Linked DNA regions of Homo sapiens: regions 1, 2 and 3 are each linked to region 4. The links are chromatin contacts, found by Hi-C or POLR2A ChIA-PET in ENCODE. All regions are on one chromosome and are shown on one strand. The core of a region is the stretch at or near the end of the contact, and the rest is flanking DNA. Distances in the headings are between cores, read along the strand shown.

Region 1 (3,193 bases), core at 148-2,647, 2.7 Mb after region 4:
GACCAGCTTCCATAATACAATCTTAAACTACCACTCCTTTCCCTGCTCCCAGAAGGGACCTAAGGCAAGTACCAATGGTTCCATTTAGACTCTGGAAGTTAACCAGGACAACAGTACACACTCCTTACTCCTTGGTGTTAGCTCACTGACACAGGTGTCTCCCCGGTCCCAAGAGAAAACTCCTAAAGGGTAGGGACCCATGTTCCATTCATCTTTGTATGCCCCACAGTGCTAGAATCTGCAAAATGTTCTACACAGTGAGCACCAAACAAGAAATGTTGAATGTTAAAGAACAAAATAGAAAACTAGATGTACTTAAGAGATCTATAGAATTCCAGAATGCAATATGCAAATGTTCTTATTCCTAAACCTCTCCCAAAGAAGGTAGAGAATATTTAGCTTTGTGGCATTATGTGTCCAAAAGCTTATGTATGGACTTTAAATAATGTATGTATGGCTCAATTTTCTCATCTGAACAATGAGGATAATAAAAATAGCTAACTGATACGGTCTTGAGACAGTTAAAGATGTTGGTATAGGTAATGTCTCCTTAGACCAATGACACGAACGCTATACACATTACTTATGAAGGGTTAGCTACTCATTTTACTGGAAATAATAAATAATATAAATAAATAAGGTCCACACAGCTCTGCAAAGGAGACCAAAGGTTAAAAGAAATTAGCCTAGAAGACGTAATATCACAGTTTGGCAAACTTTTCTGTAAAGGACCAGACACTACTGTAAATATTTTAGGCTTTACAAGACAAGCCGCAATACCCTCAACCCTTGGAGCAACTATTCCCCCTGAAAAATTAGTAGATTTTTTGTTTACATTTTACATTTCAGAATTTAAGAATCATTCTTAGTTCATGGGGCCATACAAACATAGGCTGGATTTGGCCCCCAGGCACTAGTTTGCCAATCCCTGGATAAGATAATAATGGTAATACAGTCAGTGTTTTAAAAGCAACATAAAGAAATGTTTGTGAATTGGCTTAAAGGTAACTGAAAAACGTGCGGCCCCAAACTTCTAAAATCCGGACCGGCGGACCAGTGCGGTGGGGAAACCGGCCAGGACTAGGGCCGGTCTTCAGGAGCCGGCGCGGAACTCCACGGCTCTCGGGGTCCGCTAAGCCCCCGCCCACACTTACTCCCAGCAGCGGCCCGCGGCCGATCACCGTCTCCCCGGGCGCCAGGGCCACCCGGGGACCGCCGTCCCGCGGCTGCAGCTCGAAGCCCCCGGACATGGCGGGCAAGGATTAGGCCCCTTCGCCAGGAGACTGGCCCCTCCGCTGTTTCCGCCCTCCACAGACACGCGCGGGGCAAGCCCACGCCCTGGGAAAAAACACCGAGGGAGGGCCTCAAAGGCTCCCCGCGGCTGCGCCGGTCCTCTCAGAGCCCGGCCCCAGCGCAGCTTCACGAGTCCCGCCCCTCCACGCCTACTAATGACGCAACCGGGGATTCCCCAGTCTCGCCGCCTCAAAACTACTGTTTAAAAACCCCGGCTTATTCCCCAACACCCTTTTCACCTCCCTCCCATCTTGGAGGACGCCGGGCCTTGTAGTCCTGGTGGCTTTCTTCACTTCCTTTCCCGAGCGGAGACGCCCTGGAAAAAACTACCAATCCCCAAAGGCACTGCGCGCCCCTCTCGGCGCCTGCGCGAGTTCTGAGCAGGGCGGGACTCAGGTGGGCGGGATGCGAAGAGCTATGGGGAAGGATTCGAATTCCGGTGGATTTAAATCGCGGGAGGAGAAGCTACCGCGGCCTAGTAGGTAGAAGGGTCTTCCGTTCCCGTTGGCTTAGGTGTCTACGCTCCCGGGGACGCGGCCTGGACGCAAGCTCAGCCTTCCCTCCGCGGCCTGGAGCCGCAGTGACAGTCAACGCTGACGGTTGTTGTCACTTGTCAGTGCCCTGTGTTCTTGGGTTCCAGCAGCTGCAACCCGCGCGGGACACAAGGAGGGTGGCTCAGACGGGACGTGGGGTGATTAGCCCTGACCCGCGGGATTTGGACGGAGTGGGGCTCCCCGCCCCTCCGACTGCGCTGCCGCCGATCTATCCCTCCGAATGATAGTTGAAAGGGGGACGAGCTTTTACTTCACTTGAGAGAGAATTCAGGAAAGCTCAGTTCATAAAGGAGAAAGGGCAGAAGAGGGGTCGTTTCCAGGCATCCAGGCGAACCTGGACGTAGAAGAAAGATTCCTAGTGGGATTTTAGAAACTCGCAAAGGTATCCCCTGCTGTGAAATTCAAAAGCCTTCATTCCCGTTACAGGAATTCCACAAGGGGACGCATTTTATTCTCCCAGTAAGATCCTGGGAGAAGTGGATAAACACACTGTAACGTTTAAATGCACTGTAACGTTTTCCTAATGTGAGATTCTTTTCAAGAACGTTGTGGTTTGGCTTTGGTTTGTATTGGTGGTGGGAGGGGCCAAGGTGCATGGCAAAAACTTGCTCTTGACTCACCCGTTTTTACGTTTGCTTTCTTACTTCTCCTAACCCTCAAGAAGAAGACCTCTGTTGAACACAGACTGCAGTTCCAGCCACCACAGCTAATCTGGATCATGAATGGGAGCCACCGTGGTCTTGGCAAGTCCGAAAACATAGCTGAGTAGCTCGTCTAGAAAAGAGATTTGTGTTCAGCTGAGTTAAAAGAAGTATTTACCTCAAACCTCTCCTCTTGCACAACCAACCCCCGTTATAAAAGGAAGTGCAAAATGGAATAAACTGATTTTAAGTGAATACAAGCTGTCTTTATATACAAAAGTAACTCAAGGATGGTGATGTACCCAGTCATGCTTTCAACTGATTTGGGAAGCCTACACCATTCACCTTAGGTAAATTAGCTGAAACTGAGCTTTAAATCTGGGCTTCAAAGAGTCACATACTGTACCTAGCTGAGTTCTAAACATTGTTTACAGTTGTCACTCACTGTTGCTTGATGTCTTCAGTGACTATTATCCTTAGCTTGTAATTATGCATGTAGGATAGCTTCAAGGGGCCATTTCTAAAACACTACTCTTATGACTGAGTTGAATATTTGAGACTTTGTTTCATAATCCAGATCTCATCTTCTTGTCCATTTCAGATAGTAGTTGTGTCAAATGTAAGCACCTACCTACCTATAAGATACAAGTAGATAAAATTCTTATATAAACAACTAGAAGTCCAGCAAGTTTATGATTAAGTCAC
Region 2 (3,317 bases), core at 773-3,272, 3.0 Mb after region 4:
CTAATTCCCGGATTGATAGCACAGAATTTAAAATATATACATAGGCTCGGTGGGGCAGCTCACGCCTGTAATCCCAGCACTTTGGGAGGCCGAGATGTGATCACCTGAGGTCAGGAGTTCGAGACTAGCCTGGCCAACATGCTAAAACCCAGTCTCTACTAAAAATACAAAAATTAGCCAGGTTTGGTGGCAGGCACCTGTTAACAGTGAGCCAAGATCATGCCACTCACTCCAGCCTGGGTGAAAGAGCAAAATAAAAAGATATATATACACACACACACACACACACACACATATATATGCATGTTTCTTATCAAAATAATACATTTTTTAATCAAAAGAGCACCATTAAAACACAGTCATGCACTGCATAATGACATTTTGATCAGTGACCAACCGCTCATACCATGGTGGTCTCATAACAGTATAATGGAGAATATACAGAAACCTGATATATGGCACTGGATACCGGCAATGCAGATCAAGTAGATGAAATGACTGATATTCAGTAATGGTGCTGGGACATTTGGTTTTCCATATGAAAAAAATATATAAACAAATATACACATACCATCTAGGTTTGTGTAAGTACACTCTATAATATTCGCACAAGGACTAAGTCATCTGACAAAACATATCCCAGAACATATTCCCGACGCTGACTGTATATACTTCTTGTAAAGCAGCAAGTGCTTATATTCATTATTTACCTGCTTCTGTTTATGGCAATCTCTTTACTCGACCTTTTCTCAATTTGACATAGAACATTATAAAAGATACACAGAAGAAGAGCCAGTATTTTGGTGTGATCTCAGAACTAATTTACAAATTCAATTAATATTTGTATCGAATGCAGATTTTTAAGGCATTTGGGAAGTTCAAACTCAATATGGTAAATTTTTAAACTGGACAAAAACCATACAACAGAAAAGTCCCATTAAGTAAAGCCTATTCATGCCTTTTCATCTCTGTAGGAGAGAAAGCCTGGTGTATTGGGAAATGATTGAGATTTTCCTTACCCTGATTTCTACATTCCTTGATTTCAAGTTAAAGCGTATCTGAAGTCCCAAATGTTCCACAATAGGAGTAAATATCTTCATCCAGTTTTCTTTCAATGGTGTGTATCTGTTAGCTGGGACTGGAATTTTCCTTGTTTCTTCTTTCCCACTCTGTAAATAAAAGAACACACAACTCAGAAGGCTATGGAGGGACGGTGATGGAGTTTAAAATGACATCTGATCCACAAAGGGCCTCCTTTAACTGAACTAGTTACACTTCAAAGAATCACTTCTCTCTGAGCATCACGGCAGAACAGCCCCACCGCAGCTTCAACATTCTCCAGAGGCCATCGGCTTGATCCGCGTCTGGCCCTTGCCTCGTTGCTGTCCTAGGGTCCCAGCCACATACCAGGAGCCCGTCCCCACAGAGGGGTGGGAAGACGGGCCTCTTCGCCGGCCTGGCCTCCTCTGTGTCCATGCGGCCCGCATCCCCGCCCTCTCCTGCTGCGGACAGCTGTTCAGCCTGTCGTTTCTTCGCCCGTCGGCCACCCTTGCGGGTGACCTGGGTAAAGCCCTCCTCTGCCCTGGCGCTCTGCGTTTCCATTTCGGATTCCATCCCCGGAAATCTTAAAGCGCTGCCGGCTGAAACACGTGCGCAGCTGCACCACGCAGAAGCCAGCCTCAGCCAACCACCCCTGCAGCTCCGCCCCTTTCCTAAAACGTCACAGGCCGGGGACCTGCAGGATTTGGGGCCGGTGGGGGGGAAAACGGGGTTAGGCTGTCCTAAGATATGCCTGATGGTCTTGGGCTCACTCCAGCCGCGCAACTCCCAGCCCAAGTATTTTGTAATCTCTAGTATGTATGTGTGCGAAAGGCAGTGGGTAAAGGCGATAAACAAATTCGTGCTGTTGTGAAGGAACATTCTGTGCGATCGCAGGAGCGCATCTGGCATTATCCGGGGATAACTACAGCCAACATGCCAGGGCATCTGGGGCAGAATACGGAAAGCGGGAGGGACAAATTGCCAATGTTTGGAGTCTGGTTTCCAGGTTGCCGTTTTTGGGGGCTCTGGGTGTGGCGGTTGCCGTAGCTGAAATTGGCTGCACCATGTCGGCCTTCGAGAAGCCTCAGATCATCGCCCATATCCAGAAGGGCTTCAACTACACGGTGTTTGACTGTAAGTGGGTGCCCTGCAGCGCCAAATTTGTGACCATGGGCAACTTCGCACGGGGCACCGGCGTCATTCAGCTGTACGAGATCCAGCACGGGGACCTGAAGCTGCTTCGGGAGGTGGGTGCCGGGTCGAGGATCCGGACTGCCGTTGGGGGCGAGTGCGGATCCTGGGGTCTGCATTCCTCTTTGCCAGAGCCTTCGCCCAGCGTCCCCCAAAGCATGGCTTGAGCCGCGCGAGACCAGAGAAGCTGACCGCCGACTGAGGAATGTTTCCTATTTAAAACCTTTCTTCTCATCCGCGGGGTAGTTCCTCCGCGCCCAACCGTCCTGCCACCCCCAGTGCAGTCCAGCCAAAGCGGGCACCAGGATGCCTGCAGTGTGGTTGGAAGAGGCAACCTAACACATTCGACAGGCATCAGCTGAGTGCCTGGTATTCCCAGGGATGTGAATGGTAATGTCCCCCATCTCATGGAGTTTATTTTCTAGTGGGAGAGATACTCAGTTCAATAATCAAAGCAACGATACATAAATACAAACCGAGATGAGTTGTCTCACACAAAGGAACACGGTTACGGTTCAATGAGAGTGAAAACAGATTTGGGATGAATGAAAACAGATTTTGGTATGTGCAGAAGCTAACTAGGTCAAACTAGGAGTAAAGGACAAGGTTTCCAGGGCTTCTGCACATGCAGAAGCTCAGTGATGGGAAGAAGTTTATCTCCTTAAGAAACTAGAGGGATAAGCAGGAACCAGACATTGCAAGATCTGTAGGACATTCAAAGGATTTATGCCTTTTTTCTAAGAAAAAACGGACACAACTGAAAGGATTTAAGCAGGGTGTGGAAAGATTAGGTTTGCAAGGTTTTTTTGAAGATTACTAGTGAAAGAATTAGAGAATAATGATAGTAACTAGCATTTTATAGCTGTTTATAGTTTTTAAAAAGTGTTGATTTTGTTACCTGAAAAAATGATCAGTCATTATCAGATCAGGGTTGTAATAGACTACAAGTGCAGGGTAGGTTAACTCTGGGGATCAAAACCTATGGAGAGAATCTGCTTGGAGGAGGTAGGGATTAAACTGGTAGATAAAGGATGAATACAATTTGGACTGTTAAGCCTAGAATAGAAAGTATGTAAGACCCCATC
Region 3 (3,051 bases), core at 319-2,818, 2.9 Mb after region 4:
CCTGGTTCCTGACTCTGCCAATTCATATTACAGATGGGCCTGCGGGTGCTGCACCGGGGTGACAGCAGTCCTGATGGGCCGTGCAATTCTGTAGTGGATCCAAGTCGGTACACGGATGCACAGATACCTTTGACTGCCTCTCGCAGGACTTGGATTTTTCCTGTTTTTTGGTGCGGCATCCGGGTGGTTCTGACACCCTAAGACTGCTCCTCTGCTCCTCCTCTCCCGCAAGGCTTCCACTCCAGGGCCCCTGTCCCCCTTTCGCTAGCACTCGCGCACCCCTCGCGCTTCCTCCCGCCGGGGAACCCTCGCATTTCCTCCTTCCCCTCCCAGCCTTGCCTTCTTCCCCGCCCGCCTCCAGCCACATGACCGGAAGGGCTCCGCCACGCGACGTCACCGACGTCCGCGCCCCCGCCCCTGGCCTCCCCCCACCCTGCACGCAAGGGGCGGCCGGCTGAGGGGCGAACGTGGTCCGCGCGCTCAGCGTTCCCCAACCAGAGCTCGCCAGAGCGCCGCGGCACTCGCCGCCCAGCGGGGCGCGCAGGTTCCCGGATGTGCGGCGCTCGCGGAAGCCCCGCCCCCGCCCCGCGCGCTGCAGCACTCCGCTTTCCCCTCCCTCTCCGCCCTCCCCTTTTTTCGTGCCTTGAGGTTGCGGGTCAGCGCGAGCCGCTGCAGTGAGTCCGTCACGGCTCCGGCGCGAGCGCGAGGCTGCAGCCCCCGAGTTTCCCGGCCGTCTTCGCCCCCTCTCCCCCTCCTTTCTTCTTCTCTGCCTCTCCTGCCTCTCGCCGCTGCTCCTCCCGCGCTCTCCGGCTCTGAATCTCGACCTTAATTTATTTCCCCCTACCCTGCCCGCTCCCTCGCGTGCCCAATCGCCCGGCCGGCGCGGGCCCCGCGGCGCCGCCTCCCCTCCCCCACGCGCGCCCCCTCCCCGCCGGCGACCCGAGGGCCGCAGCTGGGCCGCCGCCGCCGTTTCCTGCGAGCCAGCCTGAGCGCAACACTTCTCCGAGCCAGCGAGCCAGCGAGCCGCCGACCCGCCGAGCAAAATGGTGAGACCTTGGCTTCCTCGATGCACCATCCCTCCCCCTACTGCCGCCGTCCGGGTCGGGTGCGGGGGCGAGCCCCGACGCCCCCGGTCGGCTGTCCCCCGTGGAAAATTCCAGAGACCCGGGCCCGGCGGGTCCCGCGGCGGTTGCGGGCGAGCCGGAGAGGGCGGCGGGGCGGCTGCTGACAGGACGGCGGCGGGGCCCCCGCGCCCGCCCCCGGCCTCTGCGGGGCGCCCCTCTGCTGCTCGGCCGCCGCCCCGCCGTCGCCCCACCCCCGCGCCGCCGGTCCCGCCCGGCATCGACCCCCGCGGGCACCGCTGACCATCAGCCCGGCGCACTCTCCTTCTCGCGACCCTCCTCCACGTGGAGCACCCCCCTCCCCTCCACACTCACTCTGTTTTTCGAGTTCGAGGGTATTCTGAAATCCTTTGGAAATAACAATATGTGGCAAATGGCACTTTACATAAGACCCACTTACTCTCCAGAGCTGCTGCTGCTTCCACTCACTGCCTGTTTCCCAGCAGTGAGTCTTGGCAGGGAACCCTGCCACTCACTTCCCCTCTCCTGCGAGCGTCGGTTTAGCTGCGGTGCGCAGCCCTGCGGGGTTTCCGTTCGCTGCTGCTTTGCTCGCTGCCCTGGCGAACCGGAAAGATCCAAGGTGTTTGTTCACGAAAACATACGCGAACTTGGTTTGGGAGAAATGGGGGCGCTTAATTTTTCATGCTTCCGTTACTACCAAGGGTTTTTTCATTTTCTTTGGTACCTTCTTGTGTCTCTCTCTTGGAGTGGTTGTTTTTGAATCATGGCGATTTTAATTTGTCTTTCCTTACCCTCACATTAATCCCTAGGTAGAATTCGCTGCTGTAGTGTTTCAGACCGACGCTAGGGGTGTGTCTCCCGCCTCTGTCGCTGCAGCCAAGAAATCAACGACGCCCTTTTAGCCTGTTACCTTACCGGTTCTCTCGCTCGGGGAAGCCCTAGTCGTTAGTTTCCTCTTTGTAATCAAGAGTTGTATACACAGTAGAGAAAGTTCAGAGTGCTATTCCGCGTATATCAGATACTCCATCATGCGATTCAGTTATTAGGCTTTCTCTAAAAGTCTTTGAACAGTTGTCAGAAGACTTAAACTGGTTGACGGTGGGTAATTTCTCGCATCTTTTCCACTGTATGGTATCCCACCCTGTATGTAGAATTTAAGTGCTTCAGTGTACGTGGTGGATTACTGAAGGGAGGAATGCTGTTGCTTACAACTTAAAATCGATTTGGTGAAATCGATTTTAAGGGAAGAACGTGAAATTAGAATATTCAGGTAAGTCAGCTTTTATTTAAAATATAGGGCAAATGAGTAAGTGCTTACTGGTGCACTTAAAACCCAGATTAAGAGCAGACTTAAATGATTGCCGATTTTGATGTGTAGAGAAAGTTTTTCCTTGCCAACTTGCGAGGCAGCTCAGAGAGGCAACTTTGGCACCTGAAAGTCACAAAACAATTTAGGAAGATCATAGCCATTCATCATATAATCTTTTTGTTGGCATAGTCTTTTGAAGTGAAGAATTGCATTTCAGTGCTTTAATAGAATTTCCTTATGCACATGCTTTACTTGAAGGTCAGGATCTTGAAGATCTTTGTTCATTGCAGGGAATGTTTTTACTTAGCTTTATAAACAGCACATTTGAGGAACAATGATCTAGCCTTTTGTTGTTTATATATTATACAGCGAAGTGGTATGGTTTCCAAATAGTAACTCTCTTGCGGTGCACCCCGTCCTCTGTTTTTTGAACAACAGACTGAAACTGGGAAGTTCTCTTTTAGCTCTTCAATTTCTTATTTTCCTGTTAACTCTGTTTTCTTGTCTTTTAAAATATTTTACGGTGTATCAGACGATGTTGTTTCCTGCCAGGTCATTATGTTCCTTTTCTTCCCAGCTCCCTTTTCAGTATTTATTTCCTAATTCAACTGTTGGGTTTTTTTTTTTCCTCTTTCATCCTCCCAATACCATTTCAGGACC
Region 4 (3,136 bases), core at 352-2,851:
AAAGGGACGAGGGAGGAGGAGGAAAGTACAGTGATTAGAAGGTTGATGCAGCATTCCAGCGAAAGGATAATGGTGATTTAGACTGGAGTTAGAGCAGTGAATATGCTGAGTATAGTTTGGAGGTAGAACTGACAGGATTGCTAAAGAATTAGATATAGAATAGAGAAAAATGAAGACATTAAAGTAGCAGCCTAGTTTTATGTTTGAGTACCTGAAAAGACAGAAGTGCCATTTACTGAGATAGGGAAGGCTTGGGTGGTGGTGTCAGGCCTCTGAGCTGAAGCTCAGCCATTGTAACCCCTGTGACCTGCACATATATGTCCAGATGGCCTGCAGGAGCCAAGAAGTCTGGGGCAGCCGAAAAACCACAAAAGAAATAAAACAGCCAGTTCCTGCCTTAATTGATTAATCAACATTACAACATTCCTCCATTGTGACTTGTCCCTGCCCTACCTTAACTGATCAATCGACCTTGTGACATTCTTCTTCTGGACAATAAGTCTTATGATCTCCCCACCATGTACCTTGTGACCCCGTCCTCCTCTGCTAATAGATAACCACCTTTTACTGTAATTTTCCATTACCTACCCAACTCCTATAAAGCAACCCCTTCCCCATCACCATTAGTTGACTCTCTTTTCGGACTCAGCCCACTTGCACCCAAGTGAATAAACAGCCTTGTGGCTCACACAAAGCCTGTTTTAGTGGTCTCTTCACACAGACGCGCTTGACAGGTGTAGCATGGGAAAAGGACTTCAGGGGATGGCAGAGTATAGGTGGGTAGAAACAACAATTCTATTAAACAGACACAACAGCTCTATTTTGGACGCAGTGAATTTGAGATGCTTGACAGTACCAAAATTTTAAAAATCGTTAAAAGTTGTACAGTGTGGATATCCCAGTTGTGTGCTACGGAATTCAAACTAAGCTCAGTCTGTAGTTGCTGTGAGCTGGGAACTCAGGGAAAGGTTGGGGTTTGAAACATAAATGAGTAATAATTTCATAGATCACATTTTAAATTCTTCAACAAAATACATATAAAACGCTTGTGTTGGGAAGAGACATGGAAGTTCTATTTCTGAAGAAGCTTAGTCATGGGGGGTGGACAGACAAGTGACAAGTTCGTACTTTCAATAAAGTATGCTAAGCGCTAAGTGCTTTGAGAGCACATAGGAGGAAGGAGAAACCAACAGTCTGTGTGTAGAGGGATGGGGGCGTAAGAAGCCCAAGGGAAGCTTCTAGGTGTTAACAATTGAGGTTAGAGTGATTTCAGTAACACTCAACTGAGAGATCCATCTATACAAATTTTAACAGTTTTTAAAATTTTGATAGCCTAGGAAAGCATAAACTCTGAAATTTGGGGAAAAGCGATTTTACGTTTCCCCTTACCTTCCCCCAGCTCCACAATTTGCCGGAGGCCTGCAACCCGCGTCCACGTGAGACCCCGGTCGCACCCCGAGCCCGGGATCTGCGCACTTACGTGAGGAAGCACTCGGGCCGACCCGTGGCTTTGCCGACTTCCGTCAGACACCGCTCCAGGGTCCGTCGACGCCAGACCTGCGGCGCCATGGCTGTCAGCAACTCCCGACACAATGCAGCATGCAAGGGAAGGGAGCCGCCCGGAAACCGCGCGGCAAAGATGCGCCCAGCGCAACTTGGATTTCAGAGCCGAAAGTTCCGCGGCGCACAGGTTCCGGACTCGCCCTCAGCCAGAGCCAATGGCAGCGCGAGCGCTTTCGCAGGAGGGTGGGAAACAAAAATCTCCATGGTCAGCCCAAACGCCTTTCAACTCTCTCCAAACTTCGTTTTGTATTTTTCAGGGGCCCACAAAGGGTGACCCGTCCTGGCCTTACGTTTCTGTTTTAGCTAAAGTAGGCCCGTTGTAGCAGGAAAGCAGCGACCTTCGCCACGCCCCTGACCTTTCTGTCCCCGCCCCCTCTGCCTCCCGCCCCGCCCTCTGCCGCGCGTCTCTCAACCTCCGTGGCTAGTCTTGACGTGGCGGGTTGCTTTCCAAAATGGCGCGGGTGCTGAAGGCTGCAGCCGCGAATGCCGTAGGTGAATACCGGGCACCGGCGACCTTCGCCATGGGACAGGGAGCGTGGGAACGGCGGTCGGGGGCGGAGGAGGCCTCGGCGTGGCCAAAGCACCTTGATCTAATGTCCTCCCCCGGGGGCGCGTTCCACAGCAGCTGCTGTCACTTAGGCAGAGGGTGCCTTCCAGAAGCGCCACCGCTTAGTAGCGGGGATTGCCTTGTGCATGAGTCCCATTTCCATCCGAGAGCTGTGCGCCTTGGGCTCTGCACCTTCCAGTATGTGGGCGGGAGAGTCGAGGGAACTTGCCCGGCAGGTCAGGCAGGGCAGGGACAGAAGTAAATAGAAGCGGATCGGTAAGTTATTTTACCGCGCACCAATAAAGAGACTGGGGAGAAACCAGAAAGGAGAGCACGTTCCGTAAAAACAACAACTACTAGTCGGCCGAACTCCAAGCGTGACCAGCTTTCTGTTGGGAACACTCAAAGGTCAGTGGTGTAAAGAATACAAAAGGAGTGGTTTTTCCACGTGCACTAATATATTTATCGCGTACACAGATAAAAGCATGTGGATTTGGAAACTTTCTTGAGTTCTCTCCCCCTTCATTTTTTTTAAAATATGTACATAGAATCAGTTATGACAGAAATAACTGTAATAATTGTCACGTTTTCTGACTCACTTTCTCCTCTTTTTATCCTTTTTTTTTTTCTCTTCCTCCTTTTATGAGAGGGCAAGTATTTCCCTTAATCTGAGATTCCCTATTAGGAAGAAGGTGCCAAGTGGTAATGCCCCAGAGTTACTCCGGGACATTCGTGATAAATCCTTCTAGCACCAGAGCCCACATTCTTAACCGTAAGGCATACCTTCCTCTTAGGTGATACACAAGATAGGAACGTAAAACTATAAATAAATGAATATTTGGGAAAAGGCATTTTTATGTCTATTTTTAGAACTGCACACTTTAATGATTGACAGTTTGGGAAAAAGTATGACTTCCAACAGGTCATATACATACTGCAAGAACTCAATACAGATAAAGGTGCATGTTTGTTTTGTACTTACATACACATCTTGGCATAAAGGAAAAATGAAGACAGTGTATTCCA

What was found. Hi-C counts contacts between places; a loop is a spot of excess contacts on that map. ChIA-PET counts read pairs that join two places held with the same protein, here RNA polymerase II (POLR2A). Pooled maps may share reads with other maps.
Region 1: a map of B cell shows a loop between it and region 4 (19-fold over the local background). The contact joins the promoter of APLF here to the promoter of MPHOSPH10 in region 4. A Hi-C loop is called at or near these places in 1 of 168 maps with a recorded cell type or tissue (B cell), 1 of 37 single-sample maps with no recorded cell type and 7 of 50 pooled maps. POLR2A ChIA-PET finds 5 or more read pairs at or near these places in 1 of 52 experiments (naive thymus-derived CD4-positive, alpha-beta T cell).
Region 2: a loop to region 4 is called in a map of CD8-positive, alpha-beta T cell, with 15 times the contacts of the local background. The contact joins the promoter of DNAAF10 here to the promoter of MPHOSPH10 in region 4. A Hi-C loop is called at or near these places in 2 of 168 maps with a recorded cell type or tissue (CD8-positive, alpha-beta T cell and gastrocnemius medialis) and 6 of 50 pooled maps.
Region 3: a loop to region 4 is called in a pooled map, with 12 times the contacts of the local background. The contact joins the promoter of PPP3R1-AS1 here to the promoter of MPHOSPH10 in region 4. A Hi-C loop is called at or near these places in 2 of 37 single-sample maps with no recorded cell type and 6 of 50 pooled maps.

The regions. Positions count from the first base shown.
Region 1 is chr2:68,465,789-68,468,981 of GRCh38, reverse strand. APLF (aprataxin and PNKP like factor) reads right to left here and starts at 1,397. Exons shown (of 10, transcript NM_173545.3): 1 at 1,155-1,397. The coding sequence starts at 1,250. FBXO48 (F-box protein 48) reads left to right here and starts at 1,688. Exons shown (of 4, transcript NM_001024680.3): 1 at 1,688-1,771; 2 at 2,512-2,838. RefSeq lists a silencer at 1,113-1,322 and enhancers at 664-1,558, 1,559-2,454, 2,548-2,607.
Region 2 is chr2:68,156,232-68,159,548 of GRCh38, reverse strand. It overlaps DNAAF10 (dynein axonemal assembly factor 10), which reads left to right and starts at 2,022. Exons shown (of 8, transcript NM_138458.4): 1 at 2,022-2,288. The coding sequence starts at 2,106. PNO1 (partner of NOB1 homolog) reads right to left here and starts at 1,661. Exons shown (of 7, transcript NM_020143.4): 1 at 1,408-1,661; 2 at 1,020-1,169. The coding sequence starts at 1,614. RefSeq lists enhancers at 1,350-1,449, 1,730-1,969, 2,250-2,389, 1,847-2,779.
Region 3 is chr2:68,250,120-68,253,170 of GRCh38, reverse strand. It overlaps PPP3R1-AS1 (PPP3R1 and CNRIP1 antisense RNA 1), which reads right to left and starts at 1,568. Exons shown (of 2, transcript XR_001739527.2): 1 at 1,437-1,568. PPP3R1 (protein phosphatase 3 regulatory subunit B, alpha) reads left to right here and starts at 639. Exons shown (of 6, transcript NM_000945.4): 1 at 639-1,046. The coding sequence starts at 1,044. RefSeq lists an enhancer at 1-189 and silencers at 280-719, 980-1,029, 1,210-1,319.
Region 4 is chr2:71,129,099-71,132,234 of GRCh38, reverse strand. MPHOSPH10 (M-phase phosphoprotein 10) reads right to left here and starts at 1,601. Exons shown (of 11, transcript NM_005791.3): 1 at 1,481-1,601. The coding sequence starts at 1,569. MCEE (methylmalonyl-CoA epimerase) reads left to right here and starts at 2,006. Exons shown (of 3, transcript NM_032601.4): 1 at 2,006-2,055. The coding sequence starts at 2,016. RefSeq lists enhancers at 1,404-1,453, 1,554-1,603, 1,925-2,783.